Regions from separate parts of the Homo sapiens genome. Here region 1 is linked to region 2. A link is an interaction called in ENCODE POLR2A ChIA-PET data of the cell type or tissue named here. Cell type or tissue: HepG2. All regions are shown on one strand. Links, peaks and the distances in the headings refer to the core of each region. The heading gives the core; the rest is flanking DNA.

The links. Peaks named below come from ENCODE experiments on the same cell type or tissue, not always from the same donor. Only the 100,000 strongest peaks of a DNase experiment are listed, where the experiment ranks them.
Region 1: POLR2A ChIA-PET joins it to region 2 with 13 read pairs; 6 of 35 experiments call an interaction of 5 or more read pairs at or near these places.

Annotation. Positions count from the first base shown.
Region 1 is chr2:23,934,635-23,944,412 of GRCh38, reverse strand. UBXN2A (UBX domain protein 2A) reads right to left here and starts at 3,950. Exons shown (of 7, transcript NM_181713.4): 1 at 3,765-3,950. It also overlaps the pseudogene SDHCP3. RefSeq lists an enhancer at 3,204-3,313 and silencers at 3,444-3,923, 3,984-4,083, 3,945-4,140. In HepG2, for the core only: no CTCF peak of the experiment used is centred there; DNase peaks (open chromatin) are centred at 3,432, 4,022 and 4,832; H3K4me3 peaks cover 2,280 bases; H3K27me3 peaks cover 331 bases.
Region 2 is chr2:24,012,296-24,022,073 of GRCh38, reverse strand. MFSD2B (MFSD2 lysolipid transporter B, sphingolipid) reads right to left here. Exons shown (of 14, transcript NM_001346880.2): 2 at 8,664-8,789; 3 at 5,794-5,918; 4 at 5,106-5,229; 5 at 4,710-4,788; 6 at 4,486-4,616; 7 at 336-426; 8 at 104-225. Among named protein-coding and RNA genes, the nearest start is that of MFSD2B, 7.1 kb to the right of the region's middle. RefSeq lists enhancers at 236-852, 4,892-5,447, 5,448-6,003. In HepG2, for the core only: no CTCF peak of the experiment used is centred there; a DNase peak (open chromatin) is centred at 6,233; H3K4me3 peaks cover 550 bases.

The DNA of each region.
Region 1 (9,778 bases), core at 2,970-5,469, 76 kb after region 2:
AAACTGAAAGATGGGTGAATACAATAATGTGTAGGAAGATGATGCTGGTCACCTCAGTTCTTCACACAGCTGCCAGCCCTACAAATAACACAGTAAGAACCAGGACAACCACTCCAGACTGGTATAGCTGGGGAATCTTCAGGCCTTTTCCTAGGTCCCACATCAAGTGTTGGATCCCATTCCAGGTATGATACATGAGAGGGAAGACGAGTGCAAACTTAGTTGTGTCCATCAGTGCTGGCCCCAGACACAGGGACCAATGAGTTCCAAGTAAGACTTAAACTTTCCTGGGAGTAACAGGGCTGACATGCCAAAAAGAGACCCCTGTGCTCAAAGCAATACCAGAGCCATGGTGGCAGATGGACATCGACATAGGAAGACACCAACTCTAGATAGTGACGTGGGGAGATACGGGACGGTTTGAACCTGTGTTCTTATTCCAGAACCATTCCATCTCTTCTTTGGCCATGATTCCCAAAGGAACAGCATTTCTGATACAAAGCTGAGGGCTAAAGTGCGCTCGGAGGCAATGACCACTCCAACATGTCTCAGCAAGAGTGCAGCCATCTTGGGTTCTGGTCTGGACGGAAATGCAAAGCTCATTTTAAATATAATCTCCTTTAGCTGGGCACGGTGGTTTAAGCCTGTAATCCCAGCACTTTGGGAGGCCAAGACGGGCAGATTACCTGAGGTCAGGAGTTCGAGACCAGCCTGACCGACATGGTGAAACCCTGTCTCTCTCTACTAAAAATACAAAATTAGCTGGGTGTGGTGGTGCATACCTGTAATCCCAACTACTTGGGAGGCTGAGGCAGGAGAATTGCTTGAACCCAGGAGGCAGAAGTTGCCATGAGCCAAGATTGGGTCATTGCACTCCAACCTGGGTGGCAAGAACAAAACTCTATCTCAAATAAATAAAAACATACATACATACAATCTCCTTTAGAAAACCTTCCATGATTCCTCCAATAGGTGTGAATATAAAATTATTAACATGAGAAGAGATCAGTTAGGTACTCTTAAATTTTCAATGCCTTCATTGCCACAATTCTAGTCCCAACCACCATCAACTCTAGGTGGTCTCCTCATTTCCATTCTTGTCCCCATCCAATCCAGTTTCTACACAGCAGTCAGGACGACTTTTTGAAATAAAAAGTTGGCCAGGCACGGTGGCTCACGCCTGTAATTCCAGCACTTTGGGAGGCTGAAGTGGGCAGATCAGAAGGTCTGGAGTTCGAGACCAGCCTGGCCAACACAGTGAAACCCCGTCTCTACCAAAAATACAAAAAACTAGCCAGGCATGGTGGCGCATGCCTGTAATCCCAGCTACTCGGGAGGCTGAGGCAGGAGAATCGTTTGAACCCGGGAGGCAGAGGTTGCAGTGAGCGGAGATTGCACCACAGCACTCCTGCCTGTGCGAGACTCCGTCTCAAAAAAAAAAAAAAGTTGTTTGTAGTAAGACTTACCTTGCTTTAAACTTTTTTTTTTTCTGACGGAGGTAAACCTTTAAACGACTTCCTATTACTGTTAAAATAACATCCAAGTCATTTGGGTAATATTACGGGAGAGTTCATTGTACTGTTCTCTCCCTACATTTGAGTGGTTTGAAAAGTTTTCTATAAAAGTTTAAAAAAGAAAAAGAAACAGAAAAAGCTGGTCCCAAATCCTTAACATTGCTTAAAAGGCCCTGCATCAGCCGGGCACGGTGGCTCACGTCTGTAATCCCAGCACTCTGGGAGGCCGAGGTGGGTGGATCACCAGAGGTCAGGATTTTGAGACCAGTCTGACCAACACAGTGAAACTCCATCTCTACTAAAAATACAAAAATTAGCCGGGCATGGTGGCGCGCATTATAGTCCCAGCTACTCGGGAGGCTGAGGCAGGAGAATCGCTTGAATCCGGAAGAGATTGCAGTGAGCCAAGATCGTGCCGCTGCACTCCAGCCTGGGTGACAGAGCGAGACTCTGTAACAAAAAAAAAAAAAAAAAAAAAAGCCCTGCATCATCTCTTTGGCCCTAACCTACTTTATCACAGCACCCTTTTGCTTTCCACACAACAACTGCTGAAGTTCCTGAAATGACCATCTTCCCTAGCCTCCGCGCCATCTATTTCCTTTGCCTGAGCCTTTCTTCTCTCCTTTGGGAGTCATCTTCCCCTAATTCCTATTTATCCCTAATATCTAAGCTCAAAGATTACTTTCCTAGGAAAACTTTCCCAGCTTGGATAAGTCCCCCTGTTACCTTCTCTCACAAACAACTTACATTCTTTATTTTAGCCTCTGTCTTTGCTTATTGGCATTTATTTGTGTGATTATTTATTTTATTTTACTTTTTGAGATGGAGTCCCGCTCTGTCACCCAGGCTGGAGTGCAGTGGCACCATCTTGGCTCACTGCAACCTCTACCTCTCGCCGGCTCAAGCTATTCTCCTGCCTCAGTTTTTCTGAGTAGCTGGGATTACAGACGCCCCCCATCACGCCCAGCTAATTTCTGTATTTTTAGTAGAGAGAGACGGGGTTTCACCATGTTAGCCAGGCTGGTCTAGAACTGCTGACCTCAGGTGATCTGCCCACCTCAGCCTTTCAAAGTGCTGGGATTACAGGCGTGAGCCATCGCTCCGGGCCCTGATTATTTGCTTAATATCTGTTTTGCCCAATGACACTGTAGAGTCTAAAGGCAGAGTCTGTAATTGTCACTATTGTATCCTTAGCATTCAGTACACAGTAGGTACTAAAATTTTTTTGAATGAAAAAAATTAAATCAAGTGTATGCTAATTATTATACATTATTAAATTAAAATGCAAGTAAAGTACCCTCCACAGTGCCCAGCTGAAAACAACTGCTCAGTAAGTGTGAGCTTCCATTAACACTGGACTGCAGTCAGCCTCATATCATTAGTGTGCTTAACCACTCCCTCCTGCACACATTTTTTACACATTTTTGGACTCCGCCAGTGCCTAGCACTAACATTAGTGTTATAAAAAGATACTCTGTATTCACTGAATTTAATTGCCTTTTAAATAAATCCGACTTTCAGCATATTTAGAAAGAAGACACAACATGAACTTTTAAAGTTTCCCCCCTAAAAACAAACTGCAACCGGCCAGACTTCATACTACCACATTATTTTCTGCATTCGCATCAAAACAAATCAGCAGTTTCCTATCTTTACTTATCTCAAATTACGTACATAGGAACTCAACGCTGGATGCCACACGAACATTCATCATTGCTGACAAGTAATAAACTCTTTTATTACTGGCAGCGAAAAGGAAAAAAAAAAGGCACAAAGAAGAAATTAAGGAAACGTGAAATCAGCGAACACCAGGCCTTCAAAACATCAGAGAAAGTGAGTGGTGGGAGTCGGGTGAAGTCACTAATAGGCATACTTTGTATCACTGGACTGCGATCGTGCAGCGTTCGCCTTTGAAAATAGAAACATTGTGTTGCGCATAACTGTAAGTTTCGGAACGCCCTGCGAGAGAACCAGGAGCTGTGCCTTCAGCTAGCTCGCAAGTCAAGCCGCAGGCGAGTCAGGGGCTCGGGGTCGCCGCTCACCTGGGCTGGGCGGGACCCTGGCTCGGGCTCCGCCGCCGGCGCCCCTTCCCGAGTCGCAAACACGCGGCCCTCCGGAGCGAGACTCCCCCCGACACCGACGATCCGCGGCGGCCAAGCCACAGGCCGCGACCCCTCGGCCCCAGCCGGCAGGCGACCGCCCCGCCCCGCCCTCACCCCGCCGGACGCGGCGCGGCCCCGGGACGCTCACCTCCGGGCACGGCCTCCCGGCCTCGGCCTCACTCAGCTCAGGCACCGCAGGCACCGTTTGGCCGCGGGCTCCGTTTGGCTGGAGCCCTTCAGAGCCGGAGCGCCGCCGCCCCAGACCGCCTCAGGTTCCGCGGCCGCGCCGCTGAGATCCCGCCAGCCTCTCTCGGTCTTCGCCAGGCGCCCAAGCGCGCGCCGACGCCGGCTCCGCGCAGACCCGAGGAGCGCGCGCGGACGCGGGGGCGCGCCGAGGGCGGGGCTTGCCGCGGCCGGGCGCTTCAAGTCCCGGCGGGAACGGCGCTAATGGCCGCCTCCCCTTCCCACCACTGGCCCGGCGGCTAGCTGCCTTCATGGGTAGGGGAGATGCAGGCAGCTCGGTGTGTGCTCACCAGAGAACCCAGAGTGTGCTTACCTGGGTACCTCCTCAGCCTCAGAAACCATGGAGAGACATCCCTGCATTCTGACAATGTTGAACTTGACCTGAGCCCTGTGGACAACGAAGTTGAAGAAACCCCCACCCACCTTTTTTTTTTTTTTTTTTTGAGACTAAATCTCGCTCTTGTCCCCCAGGTTGGAATACAATGGCGCGATCTTGGCTCACCGCAACCTCCGCCTCCCGGATTCGAGCGATTCTCCTGCCTCAGCCTCCGGAGTAGCTGGGATTACAGGCGCCTGCCAGCACGCCCGGCTAATTTTTGTATTTTTAGTAGAGACGGGGTTTCACCATGTTGGCCAGGCTGGTCTTGAACTCCTGACCTCAGGTGATCCGCCCGCCTTGGTCTCCCAATGTGCTGGGATTACAGGCGTGAGCCACCGCGCCCGGCCCCTTTGTGTTCCTAAAAGGACTTACTACACGCAACCGCCCTTCCGCATGTGACTTTGTCAGGACTCAAGGATGCCCCCGTCGTTAGCTGTGACAAGGTCAGGCCCAGACCCTCTAAATTCCAGTTCTTCGCCTCGCAAATAGTTAGCTGACCTGCCTGTACTCACGATGTGGACAAATCCCGGCTGCCTTGACTTGACAGGACTTGAGTGAAGCAGCTCTCCCTGGGCCTCTCTACACGGTGACCGAGCCTCAGCCGCAGCCAGCGAGCAGCCCTCCTCATCCACCGCCTGAAAATAGACGGACCCCAGGGAAACAGTCTCTGTATAGTCTCATCGCTGCCACCTCCAGTCTTCTCCCCACTTCCCCACACCCGGGTCTTTCTAGCCCTGTTCACTCATCTCTGTAAAAGGAAAGCCCTTTTCTGCCTGACCCAGGAGATCGCTGCAGATCTCATGGTTGGAGAGTTCTCCCGGTTGCTGTAGCCTCCCCCAATCCCCACTCTCAGTTGCAATAGTTTCTTTCCCTTTTCTTGGATCTCTTCCACTGAACTCTCTCCTTACGTATATCCAGATTTGTTTTTTATTTTATAGTCCAGCATTCTCCCAATTGCAACAGTCCTTCTTCCTATTGCAATAGTTCTCCACCCTTATTGCAATAGTCCTTTTCCCCCCTGTTGCAATAATCCTTTCCGAATAAAGTCTCGGTTTGCCTAAATCGGGATTTATTTGTAAGTCTTTAGTGCGGGGACTCAGATTGAGATTGATCCTCACCTACAGGCCCATGCCGTTCCCCCCACCACCACCTCCCTCATCTCCTGTTCAGTGATTTTGGGAGCCTGTGGTGAGTTCAAATCTCACTGCTCATGAGACCGTGTCTGTTGAAGCACAATAAGGAGTTAAATTGATCCCATTAGGCAAAGAGACTTTTCTTTGACCATTCTGTGAGAGCTCTTCCGATTTTTTGGTCCCAGCACCATTTAATGAAGAGAGGATTCTTCCCTTGTCAAAAATCAATTGACCATGGATGTATAAATTTATTTCTGTACTCTCAATTCTATTCCATTGATTATGTATCTTATCTTTATGCTAGTACCATACTATTTTGATTACTGTAGCTGTATAGTAGCTGTATACAGCTGTATAGTAGCTGTATAGAAATCAGGAAGTTTGAGTCCTCCAACTTTGCTCCTCTTTTTCAAGATTGTTTTGTCGCTTGCAGTTCTGTATGAATTTTAGCTCAGCTTTTCCATTGCTGTTAAAAAAAAAAAAAAAGGGAGGGGGGGGCCACTGGGATTTTGACAGGGATTGCTTTGAATTGGTAGATCAATTTGAGGAGTATTGATACCTTCAATTTTTTTTTTGAGATGGAGTTTTGCTCTTGTTGCCCAGGCTGGAGTGCAATGGCATGATCTCGGCTCACTATAACCTCCGCCTCCCAGGTTCTAGTGATTCTCCTGCCTCAGCCTCCCAAGTAGCTGGGATTATAGGCATGCACCACCATGCCCAGCTAATTTTTGTATTTTTAGTAGAGACAGGGTTTCACCATGTTGGTCAGGCTGGTCTTGAACTCCCGACCTTAGATGATCCACCCGCCTCGGCCTCCCAAAGTGCCGGTATTACAGGTGTGAGCCAACACACCCAGCCGGAGTATTGATATCTTAACAATACTGGTGCGATGACTCACTTTATATATAAAGTCTTCAAATCCTTAAGCATGAATATTTTTGCATTTATAGTCGTGCGCCACATAACAACCTTTCGGTCCATGACTTACAGCATATGTGATGGTGGTCACATAAGATTATAAGGCCATATTTTTACTGTATCTTTTCTATGTTTAGATACACAAATACCATCATGTTACAATTGTCTACAGTATTCAATACAGTAACATGCTGTCCAGGTTTGTAGCCCGGGAGCAAGGCTATGCCATATTGCCTAGATGTGTAGTACACTATACCATCCAGGTTTGTGTAAGTATACTCTGTGATGTTCACACAACGACGAATTCACTTACACGACACATTTCTCAGAAGGTGCCCCCATGGTTAAGCACTACATGACCATACTTAGACCTTCTTTCATTTCTTTCAGCAGTGTTTTATAGTTTTCCACGTACAAGTCTCGTACCTCTTTGGTTAAATATATTTCAAAGTATTTTATTCTTTTTGATGCTATTGTAAAAGGAGTTGATTTATTTCCTTTTTAGATTTTTTATTGCCAGTATTTGGAAATACCACTGATTTTGTGTGTTGATCTTGTATCTAACAACTTTGCTGAATTCACTTATTAGCTCTAATCATTTGCTAGAGATGGGGTCTCCGTACATTGCCCAGGTTGATATCGAACTCCTGGGATCAAGTAATCCTTCCACCACAGTGTCCTGAGTAGCTAGGACCACAGACGTGTGCCACCATGCCCGACCAATTAAAAAAAAATTTTTTTTGTAGAGATGGAGTTTCACTGTGTTGCCCAGGCTGGTCTCGAACCCCTGGCCTCAAACTATCCTCCTGCTTGGGCCTCCCAAAGCACTGGGATTACAGGTATGAGATACCACACTTGGCCATAGTTTTATTTATTTCTTTCTAATGTGGATGCCTTTTATTTCTTTTTATTGTCTAACTGCTCTAGCTAGAACTTCCAGTACAATGTTGAATAGAAATGAAGAGGCTGGGTGTGGTGGCTTACACCTGTAATCTCAGCACTTTCGGAGGCTGAGGCAGGAGAATTGCTTGAGCCCAGGAATTTGAGACCAACCTGGGGCAACATAGCGAGACTCTATTACTAGACTTAAGAAAAACAGAAAAGAAATGATGAGGCCGGGCACGGTGGCTCATGCCTTTAATCCCAGCCCTTTGGGAGGCTTAGGCAGGTGAATCACTTGAGGCCAGGAGTTCGAGACGAGCCTGGGCAACATGGTGAAACCCCGTCTGTACTAAAAATACAAAAATTAGCCAGGCGTGGTGGCAGGCACCTGTAATCCCAGCTACTCGGGAGGCTGAGGCAGGAGAATTGCTTGAACCCAGGAGGCAGAAGTTGCAGTGAGCCGAGATCACGCCACTGCACTCCAGCCTGGGTGACAGAGCAAGACTCTGTCTCAAAAAATGATGAGAGTGGGCTTCTTTGTCTTGTTCCTAATTTTAGACAAAAAGCTTTCAGTCTCTCTCACCATTGAGTATGATGTTAGGTGTATGTTTTTCTTTTTCTTTGAGACAGAGTCTCTCTCCATCCCCACAGCCCATAGTAATCTCTATTCTACTTTCTTTCTCTCTTTTTTTTTTTGAGGTAGGATTTTCACCAGGTTGCCCAGGCTAGTCTCAAACTCCTGGACTCAAAACAATCCTCCCACCTTGGCCTCCCAAAGTGCTATGATTACAGGTCTGAGCCACCACGCACAGCCTATTCTACTTTCTGTCTCTATGAATTTGCCCATTCTAGATACCTCATATACGTGGACTCCTACAATATTTGTTCTTTTTTGTCCGGCTTATTTCACTTAGCATAATTATTTTCAAGTTCATTCATGTTATAGCATGTGTCAGTATATCATTCCCGTTTATGGTTGAATAAGATTCCATTGTATGTATATATTACATTTTGCTTATCCATTCATATGTTGACGGCCATTTGGGTTGCTTCCACCTTTCTGCTATCTTGAATAATGCTGGTATGGACTTTGGTATACAAGTATTTGATTGACTCCTTACTTTCAATTTTTTAAAATTTTTGTTTTATTGTGGCAAGAATATTTATTTATTAATTTAATTTATTTATTTTTGAGACAGCCTCCCTCTGTCACCCAGGCTGGAGTGCATTGGTGCAATCTTGACTCACTGCAACCTCCCCCTCCCAGGTTCAAGGGATTCTCTCACCTCAGCTTTTCTGACTGGCTGGGATTAAAGGTGCCCCCCAACCATGCCCAGCTAATTTTTGTATTTTTAGTAGAGATGGGGTTTCGCCATGTTGACCAGGCTGGTCTTGAACTCCTGACCTCTGGTGATCCACCCACCTCGGCTTCCCAAAGTGCTGGGATTACAGGTGTGGGCCACCGTGCCTGGCGTTTTCAATTTTTTTGAGTATATACCTAGAAGTGGAATAGGGTATTTCTGTGTTTAACTTTTCAAGGACCAGTCATATTGTTTTCCAAATAGCAGCACCATCTTACATTCCTACCAGCGATGTACTAGTGTTCTAATTTCTCTACATCTTCCCAACACTTGTTATTTTCTCTGTGTGTGTATGTGTATGTGTGTTTATAACTATCCCGCCCTAATGAGTATGAAGTGTATCTCACTATGGTTTTGATTTGCATTTCTCTGATGACTAGTGATGCTGAATATCTTTTCATGCGCCTATTGGCTATTCGTATATTTTTTTTGGAGAAACGCCTATTTAACTCCTTGCGAATTTTCAAATAGGTTTTTTTTGTTGTTGTTGTTGTTGAGTTACAGGAGTTTTTGCGTTTTAAAAAATACATATTATGGATAGTAATCCCTTATCAGATATGTGATTTGCAAATCTTTCCTCTGATTCTGTGAATTGTCTTTTCACTTTGGGGTTAGTATCCTTTGATACAGAAGTTTAAAATTTCAGTCAAATTAATTTATTCTTGTTTTGCCTGTACTTTTGGTGTCATATCCAAGAAACTATTGCCAAATACAATGTCATGAAGATTTCTCTGTTTTTTTCTAAGCATTTTATAGCTTTAGCTCTGACATTTAGGTGTTTGCTCCATTTTTTTGCTTGTTTTTTTGAGACAGGGTCTTGCTTTGTTGCTTGGGCTGGAGTGCAGTGGTGCGATCTCGGCTCACTGCAACCTCTGCCTCCCAGGTTCAAGTGATTCTCCTGCCTCAGCCTCCTGAGTAGCTGGGATTACAGGTATGCACCGCCACACCCAGCTAATTTTTTGTACTTTTAGTAGAGACGGGGTTTTACCACGTTGGCCAGGCTGGTCTTGAACTCTTGACCTCAGGTGATCTGCCCACCTTGGGCTCCCAAAGTGCTGGGATTACAGGCATGAGCTACCACACCCAGCCTTGTTTTTCTATACTATATTTATCTCCACTCTATTCTTTATTTCCTTCTGGTAGCTTGGGTTTAGTTTGCTCTTTTTCTAATTTCTTTCTGTGTTGACTTTTTAGTTATAAGTGTACAGACTGAGTAATTTGTTTATTAGATACTCTCCAAAGTACT
Region 2 (9,778 bases), core at 4,853-7,352:
GCAGGTTTCTCCCTATAAAACTCAAGCCAAGACTGCACCCTGAACCTATGCAAGGTCAGCATGGCCAGCACCAAGCCTGTCGGGGGCAGCTGGCCAGAGGTACCTGAACAGCAGCAGAGATGAACAGGAAGGAGATCACCAGCTTCAGGTAGGGTGGGTGCCGGGTAGTGAGGCTCAGCCCAGCCAGGAAACTCAAGCCTGGGCCTGAGGCTGGGGCAGAGGGGTCTGCAACGCAGAAGCGTGTCACCTTGGCTTCGCAGAGTTCAAAAGCAAAACCTGCCCCCAAGCAGAGCCCTGCCCCCAGCTTCTGCTTCCCTCCTCACCAAACCCCATACCTGGCCGCTCCTTCACCCCTAGGCACAGTAAACTGATGCACACGGGGTAAGTCACTACAACCACGGCAGCCGCAATGCAGTAGAGATGGGCCTGTGGGACAGGACAGGACTGGGATGGGTGATGTCTTCAACCCCTGGAGGTGGTGACACCGGAGGGGCAGGGCAGTACTGCCTCCCAGTGGGAGCGGAGGGAGGCACAACCCAAGCCCAGGACGCTGGGTCCCCACCTCCCAATCACCCCACAGGACAGCATGCTCTCCGGGCCCGGGCTGGTCCTTCCACACACCCCCTCTGCTGACCCTGTGTTCCCTGCATGGCAAAGAGGACACATGCCCCAGGAGCCAAAGTGCTCCTTCCCACATTCTATGAAGCAAACATTGACTGCTGCTGCCTTCCGCATGCCAGGCCCTGAGGCTCCAATGATGAATAAGTGAGCCCTGTCCATCCACAGGGCTCAGAGTGTGGGGAGGAAGACAGATCCAGGAGCAGGTGGTTACAGCACGGTGAGATGCATGGTGACTCAGATTAATGGAGGAAGCAGGGCCGGGCGCGGTGGCTCATGCCTGTCATCCTAGCACTTTGGGAGGCCAAGGTGGGTGGATCATTTGAGGTCAGGAGTTCCAGACCAGCCTGGCCAACATCGTGAAACCCCATCTCTACTAAAAATACAAACATTTAGCTGGGTGTGGTGGCGGGTGCCTGTCATCCTAGCTACTCAGGAGGCTGAGGCAGGAGAATCACTTGAACTGGGGAGATGGAGGTTGCAGTGAGCCGAGATCACAGTACTGCACTCCAGCCTAAGCGACAGAGCGAGACTCTCATCTCAAAAGGAAAAATAAAAAATAAAAATAAAAAATTAATATAGGAAGCAGGGACAGGCACGGTGGCTCATGCCTGTCATTCCAGCTCTTTGGGAAGCTGAGGCAGGTGGATCCCTTGAACCCAGGAGTTCAAGACCAGCCTGGGCAACATGGCAAAACCCCATATCTACCAAAGAAAATACAAAAATTAGCCAGGTGTGGTGGTGTGCATGCACCTGCAGTCCCAGCTACTAGGGAGGCTGAGGTGGCAGAATCGCTTGAGTCTGGGAGGTCGAGGTTGCTGTGAGCTGTGATTGCACCATTGCACTCCAGCCTGGGTGGCAGAGTAAGACCCTGCCTCTGTATATATAGGAAGCAGGACAGTGCTACTTGTCATTCAGAGAAGAATACATATGCATTAAAATGCCTATAAAGACATGCACGAGAGTCACAGCCAGTTCGGGACAGAGGCTGCCTCTGGGGAGGGGAGGAGAGGGAGGGCGCAGGGTGGGGCAGGGCACTCATCCTGTGCAACCGCCCTGGGCCTCATGCTCTGGAGGGCACTGCCTCTGGGGTTCAATGCTCTGCTGTTGCTGTCTTGAGATTCTTAATAATTTTATAATGGATTTCAATTTTGTAAGTGAAATCTGATGGGACAGTGGGTTGTGAGCCACCAAGAGCATCCAGTCTCTGCTCACATGAGGCTCTGCCCCCTGGGCATGGGTTCTCAGCCTCCTGCTCCCCACTCCTTGATACTTTCCCTTCCCCAACCCTTGTGTCACATCAAGGACCACACATGTCCCCAGCTCAGGGCCCCAAGTGACCTAGCCTCCACCACCCCAGGCCCCCTCACCAGGACAGCTAGCACCAGGTCCTGGACGTGGTCGTGTAGCTGGGAGGCATGTGTACAGAACAGGGCCAGGTAGCTCTGCTCCACCTGAGGAGATGGCATTGGCATTGGAGAGAGGCATGGGAGGCCTGAATGGGGGCGCAGATGTGAGTGCAGGGAGAGTCAGTCTAGGATACAGCCTTCTGGCCCTTGGCCAGCAGCAGCGTGTGGATTCGGAGGGTGGGGGCCTCTCACCTATCCCAATCCAGGTGCTTAGTGGACACCTAGAGGGTGCCAGTGCTGGAGGCTGCAATCCCCTGGCTGGGGCAGTAGGTGCATTGGGAAAGGGGAGATTGACTTTCCAAGGCCCTTCATTTTCATTTTGCAGAGTACATAGGCAAGGTGATTGCCCAGGCTGGAGTGCAATGGCGTGATCCCTGCTCACTGCAACCTCTGCCTCCTGGGTTCAAGTGATTCTCCTGCCTCAGCCTCCCAAGTAGCTGGGATTACAGGTGCCTGCCACCATGCCCGGCTAATTTTTGTATTTTTAGTAATGATGGGGTTTCACCATGTTGGCCAGGCTGGTCTTGAACTCCTGACCTCAAATGATCCACCCACCTCGGCCCCTCAAAGTGCTGGGATTACAGGCGTGAGCCACCGCACCTGGCTGTAACATTTTCTTGAATGGGTGGTGGGCCACAGATATTACTGGTATTCTTCTCATACTATTGATGCTGAGACATTGGTGGGGGCAGAATCCCCGGGAGGGCTTGTTAACATAGAGATTGCTGGGCCCGGTCCCTAGAATTAGTGAATCAGAGGACTGAGGTAGGGCCTGAGGATCTACCTTTCTAACAAGGTTCCAGGTGTTGCTGATGCTGCTGGTCCAGGGACCACACTAAGATCTGTGCCTCTCTGCCTTTGTGTAAATCTGAAATATTAACTTAAAAACAAGCACAGGTCGAGCGCGGTGGCTCACGCCTGTAATCCCAGCACTTTGGGAGGCTGAGGCGGGCGGATTACCTGAGGTCAGGAATTTGAGACCAGCCTGGCCAACATGGCAAAACCCCATCTCTACTAAAAATACAAAAATTAGCCAGGCGTGGTGGCGCATGCCTGTAATCCCAGCTACTCAGGAGGCTGAGGCAGGAGAATGGCCTGAATCCGGGAGACGGAGGTTGCAGTGAGCCGAGATTGCGCCCCTGCACTCCAGCCTGGGCAACAGATCGAGATTCCGTCTCAAAAAAAAAAAAAAAAAAAGCACAAAAGGCCAACACAGCAGGTTTCAGAGCACACAGAGGAGAGGCCTACATGAAGGCTGCGGAGGGCAGCCCATGCCCAGTCCTGAAGGCGAGGGCCACCCATGCTCAAACTCCTTTTTTTTTTTTTTTTCCAGAAAAGGATTTTTTTTAATTCAAGTAACTGCAAATAGGAAACCAGAGGGGGAGCCCCAGGCTGGGATAAATCATGGCTACCCCTCCCCAACAGAACAGGGGGAGGAGGTGGCCCCTACACCCATTATGGTCGATTCGGGCCCCCTTGCTCACTCTGCTGCAGCATCCTAGAGGCAGGGCCCCACCTTCCCTGGGACTGGGGTAGTCGGTCACCCAGCCTGCATTGCCCCAGCCCCTCTTCCCCACAAAGAGTATCTTGGGGGAGGGGATCGTGGGCAGAACAGGAGGCAATGAGGATGAACATTGCTCAAACTCCTTTCAAAGGGCACCTGACCGCACAGGGAGGTGGCAGAAGGCAAGGATGGGATGCCGTGTAAGAGGCGGAGGCAGCAGTTGTGGGGTGGAGAGGGAGGTAGTGGCACGGGCCGGGGCATGGCAGTGGGGTGCAGGGTGGCTGGATGCATCCCAGAAGACTTTTGGCCTAAAAAATGGGCAGGATTCGGTCATAGGTTGGAGAGTTGAGAGAGGGGAGGAGAAGAAGAGGACAGTGCTGGAGGATGGTAATGTCATTTACTTAAGGAAAGGGGGACATGGAAAAAGAGAAGGTAAATGTGGTGGATAAAATAGAGGTGTGTCCGCCCAGTGCTGAAGGGACCCGCCGTGAAAGGGAAGGAAGGGGGCTTCCCCCTCTCATTTCACCATTTCATGCTGCGGGTTGGGGGCTCACCTGGTCAGGGCTGGGGGAGGGGGCATGGGTCATAGGAAGGGCTTTACCCAGGGCTCTGCGAGGACAGCAGACCCCTCTGCTGCCCCCTCCCCTAGCCTGTCCTGCGGCTTTCCCCACCCTCGCCCCTCCTCTGGGGCTGGCCTCCTCTGCTCCAGGTGGCTGGCCCAGTGTCTATTCTATTTTATGTCTAGAAGGAACCCAGAAGGAGGCAGGTTTAGCAGAGGACGTTAGATTTGGGGGCCATCTGCTCAACTGGAGGAGCAGGGAAGGAATGAGGGGGCACAGTGAGCCCCCTAAAAGACAACAAAGTGGTGTGGACGGGAGAACCAGCCCTAGAGGAAGGAGGTGACCCTGCAGAGGGGACCCCAGGTTGGGGGGCCTTGCCACCCAGTGCACTTACTGCATTCGGGGAGACAGTGACTGGCCCCGGGGTCGCAGTGGCCTCGCACCTGTGGGGTCTGTGGGCGCCGGACACGATGAGCCCGTGGACAGTGGCCCCCATCAGTGTTCCCGCCATCTCCACAGTCATCCCTGGAGACAGAGTGCCACTTAAGGTGACTGAGAGGGAGTGGGGTCCCAGGGGCAGTTGCCTCCCTGGAACCCGAAACCCACGGCTGCACTCACGGTAGGCGGTGGCCGAGTCCCGCTCCCTTGGGCAGGGAGTCAGCAGCATGGTGAGCGCTGTGTAGGGCACCTGGAAGAACTGGGGCGTCGGCAGAGCTTAGAACCGCCCCCAGCTTTGCCTGGTGACAGCGGGCGACCTCCCCCATCCTGGGTGTCACATCCCGACACCCACAGGCCAACGTGACATATCCCAGCTGGCCACCTGAAGTCGGAGCTAGGGTCCCAAAGGCAGGAGGGGGCAGCCAGTCCCGCGCAAGGCTGGCGAGTGCCAATGGCATGGTCCAGGCACAGGCGGGTGGGGAGGGCGGCAGCCCTGCCCCCACAGCACACTTCAGAGTGGCCATGGCCAGCAATGGGCTTCGCCAGAGCACAGGCCCAGGAAGGGGCCCTGCTTACCGTGGCCAGGGCCTGGAACAGGCAGTAGAAAGTCGTGTACCAGAGGCCTCGCAGGCTGGTGAAGGGGGGCAGGAACCACAGGAAGAAGTAGGCCAGGGCGATGAAGGGGGTGCAGCCCAGCACCCTGCGGAAGCACAGCCGAGGTGGAGCGGCCCCCCGACCCAGACAGGGGAACACAAAGGGCCCAGCCTGGAGGAACCCCACCCCTTCTCTGCCCCTTGAGAATCCCTAGGCTGGGGCGCCCTGGGTGGGAGCCAGGAGCAGGGGAGAAGTGGCCGATGGGTCATGGAGGCAGTGGGGAATGGGCGGCCACTCCTCGTGGGAGCTCCAGCTGCACTCTCAGCGCTGCTGGTGCCCTTCCCTGTGTGGACATTGGGACACTGAGCTGTACTTCCTCCGTGAGGCCTCGCATGGCCTTCAGCCCAGCCTTCCCACACTCAGTGCCCCAGGCCAGGCCTGGGAGTCTTGGAGGCTTCATCCAGCCCCGTGCCATCTGGGGAGGGAGAGTCCCCAAGAATGTCTCTGAACTCCTTATCACTCACAGTCAGTCCCCAGTGCACCTGCGATATTATCCAGTCTTGTCTCCTAACCACCCAGTGGGTTTCTGCTAGGAAATAGGGCTGTGACAAACAGTGACCTCAGGGCCAGGACCAGGTGCCTGGATCCTAAGGACTGAGCGGTTGCTCACCAAGGCATGAGCCGTCCAGACCCTGTCCTCTGGCTCCTGTTGATGAAGAACCCAGCCACAGGGTCAGCAGCCGCCCCAGACACTTTTCCCCCAAACAGAACAAGTGACACCTGGGCGGCAGGGATCTGAAACAGACAGGGGAGGGGATAGAGAGCTGAGGCCCAGCAGCAGCAGAGAGCCCATCCAGGCCTGCTTGCCATCAAGAGGGAGGCCTGGGAACCGGGACCGGAGGGCAGAGCCACAGTGTCAAGGGCTCCTCAGCCTTCCCCAGGATGCTGATCCCGGGGCTGAGTCCAGGGGAGGGAGCTGAGTGCTGCCGCCCTGCACACTCCCATTAGTACTCATGTCAGCCACTGCGGAGAGGACTCCAGGGCCCTCATCTGGGGCTGGCTCAGAGCAAGGAGGGTGCCTCTGGGCTGACAGAGGTGGACACTGTGTTTCACAATGGAAAGGATTCACTGGTTTTTCTGACTATGTAAATAATACACTCATTAGAAAAACATTCTGGCTCAGAGCAAGGAGGGTGCCTCTGGGCTGACAGAGGTGGACACTGTGTTTCACAATGGAAAGGATGCATTGTTTTTTCTGACTATGTAAATAATACACTTATTAGAAAAACACTCAAACTATGCAGGAAAATACTAAGCAAAGCTCATCTGAAATCGCAGCATCCCAAGACAACTGCCAGAATCGTTTGGATGATCAGCCTTTCATAGGCTTCTTCATGTGTGCTTGAGATTGATCAGTTTATATAAATGGGATCATATCAGACTGTCATCTTAAACATTCGTGGATACCTCATTTTATTATTTTATTTTATTTTTTAATTGAGACAGGGCCTCGCTCTGTTGCCCAGGCTGGAGTGCAGTGGCACCATCTCGGCTCACTGCAACCACTGCCTCTTGGGCTCAGGTGATTCTCCCACCTCAGCCTCCCAAGTAGCTGAGACCACAGGCACGTTCCTCTACACCGAGCTAATTTTTGTATTTTTAAATTTTTTTTTTTTTTGTGGAGGTGGAGTTTTGCCATGTTGCCCAGGCTGGTCTTGAACACCTGAGCTTAGACGGTCCTCCCGCCTTGACCTCCCAAAGTGCTGGGTGTGTGAGCCACCATACCCGGCTGGATACCTCATTTTTTTGTTGTTGGTTTTTGTTTTGTTTTTGAGAGGGAGTCTTGCTCTGTCGCCCAGGCTGGAATGTGGTGGTGCAATCTTAGCTCACTGCAACCTCCACCTCCTGGGTTCAAGCAATTATCCTGCCTCAGCTTCCTGAGTAGCTGTGACTACAGGCGTGTGCCACCACGCCTGGCTAATTTTTGTATATTTAGTAGAAATGGGGTTCACCATATTGGTCAAGCTGGTCTTGAACTCCTGACCTCAAGTGATCCTCCCTCCTCGGCCTCGCAAAGTGCTGGGATTACAGCTGTGAGCCACCATGCTCGGCTGGATACCTCATTTTAAAAATTTGGTTTTACTTACCCTCCATTCTCCATCATTCCCTCCGGTAGCCAACATTAACGAGTTGGTGTATATCCTTCTAGAATTTTCTCCATGCTCACATTTTAAACATGGACAGATACATATGTATATATACATATCCATCCACACACACACATATGGAGCCTGTCTTTGTTTTGTTAAAATGGGATCATTTTATATACTCTTCTCTAAAACTAACTTTTCTTTTTCACCAGAGCATCATGGAAATCACTCTAAGTCAACTGGTATAGATCATTATTTTGAATGGCTGCATGATAGTCTATTTGATAGTGATGTTAGTGTAGTCTGTTGACTTCTGTGGGCCACACTGGAAGAAGAAGAATTGTCTTGGCCAGGCACGGTGGCTCACGCCTGTAATCCCAGCACTTTGGGAAGCTGTGGTGGATGGAACACCTGAGATCAGGAGTTCGAGACCAGCCTGGCCAACATGGCGAAACCCCGTCTCTACTAAAAACACAAAAATTAGCTGTAGACTGGGCGCGGTGGTCCACGTCTATAATCCCAGCACTTTGGGAGGCTGAGGTGGGTGGATCACGAGGTCAGGAGTTCAAGACCAGCCTGGCCAGCATGGTGAAACTGTTGTCTCTACTAAAAATACAAAAAATTAGCCAGGCATGATGGCACACACCTGTAATCCCAGCTACTCTGGAGGCTGAGGCAGGAGAATTGCTAAACCCGGGAGGCAGAGGTTGCAGTGAGCCGAGATCATGCCATTGCACTCCAGCCTGGGTGACAGAGCGAGACTCCATCTCAAAAAAAAAAACAAACAACAAATTAGCCGAGTGTGGTGGTGTGCACCTGTGATCCCAGCTACTCGGGAGGCTGAGGCATGAGAATCGCTTGAACCTGGGAGGCAGAGGTTGCAGTGAGCCCCAAGATCACACCACTGCACTCCAGCCTGGGCAACAGAGTGAGACTCTGTCTCAAAAAAAAAAAAAAAAAAAGAATCGTCTTGGGCCACATATAAACACATAAAATACACTAACACTAATGATAGCTAATGAGCTAAAAAAAAAAAAAAACAAAAAAATTCATACTGTTTTAAGAAAGTTTACAAATTTGTGTGGGGCCGCATTCAAAGCCGTCCCGCCGCGGGTTGGACAGGCTTGGTCTATTATGTGGCTATGATACAGCTTACTTAGCCAACTGCTTCTATATTGTCGGGGATCTACATTGTTTCTCATTTTCCCACTACAAACAGGCTGCAGTAAACATTCTTGAGTACCTTGCCCTCATTGGCTTCTGGCTTTTTGTTGAGCTCGTGTCAGAAGTGCTGTCTACAAGGATAGTGGGAGCAGAAGCAGAGGTGGGGGTGGAAGGACCAGACCCCAAGGAAGATGCCAGCAGAGACTGGGCTACTGCCCACACTTACCTGTGCTATATCAAGCAGGAAAAGCTGCAGGTAAAAGGCTGTGGCGCTGGAGGCTATCTGGTTGGGGACCCCACCAATGCCATAGCACACCTTTGTACAGAATGAGAGGCGACCGGCTCTGCTGTCCTGGAGGAGACACAGGAACTAAGCCCTTCTCCCAACAGACACAAAACAGGTCCCCACACCCCATGACTTCAGTAAACATCCTGAGTCTCTGTGATGTCTTCAGGGCTTTTCCAGCAACCTCTCAGCCCCATTTTGCCCCCATGTCATCCTAAGAGGAAGTGAGACGAAGAGAAAAAAGATCCTAAACCCTGACCTCTAAACATTTCCAGGGGGGAAGTTCTTCTGGACATCTTACCCTGGGCTTCCTGCTGAAGCCGCCATCATTTACTGAGTCAGCACGGCCGTGTAAGCTGCAGGTCAGGAGACCTGGGCTTGAGCCTGCCTTTGTCACCTACCCCTCTATGTGACCTTGAATAAATCACATCATCTCTCTAAGCCTGTTTTCCTCATCTGTCAAATGCAACATCCCTGCCAACTTCACAAAGTTGTTTCTTCGATGAGTAAATGAGGCGATAGCTCATTTACCCATAGCCTGCCTACCCACAGCCCTCCAGGGATGCCTGGCAGGCGTCTCAGCTTAGCATGGTCTACATACAGCTCCTGATGGCCATTCCATTGTCTAATCCAGCTCCTAGCAAATGGCACCGCTGGTCCCCTCAGTGGCTCAGGCCACAAACTTAGGAGTCATCTATTCTTCTTTCCAGTTCTTGTCTATCAGTGAATGCCTCCTAAGTGGCTTCTGTGTCTGCCCTTGCTCCCTACAATCCACTCCACCCAGCAGCCAGTGCTCTTGTAATAACATAAATCGCACAGTGGCTCATCCCTATAAACCCAGCACTTTGGGAGGCCGAGGTAGGTGGATTGCTTGAGCCCAGGAGTTGAAGACCAGCCTGCCCAACATGGCAAAACCCCATCTCTACTAGAAACACAAAAATTAGCCAGGCATAGTGGCCGCCTGTAATCCCAGCTACTCAGGAGGCTGAGGCAAGAGAATTGCTTGAACCAGGGAGGCAGAGGTTGCAGTGAGCAAATATCACACCACTGCACTC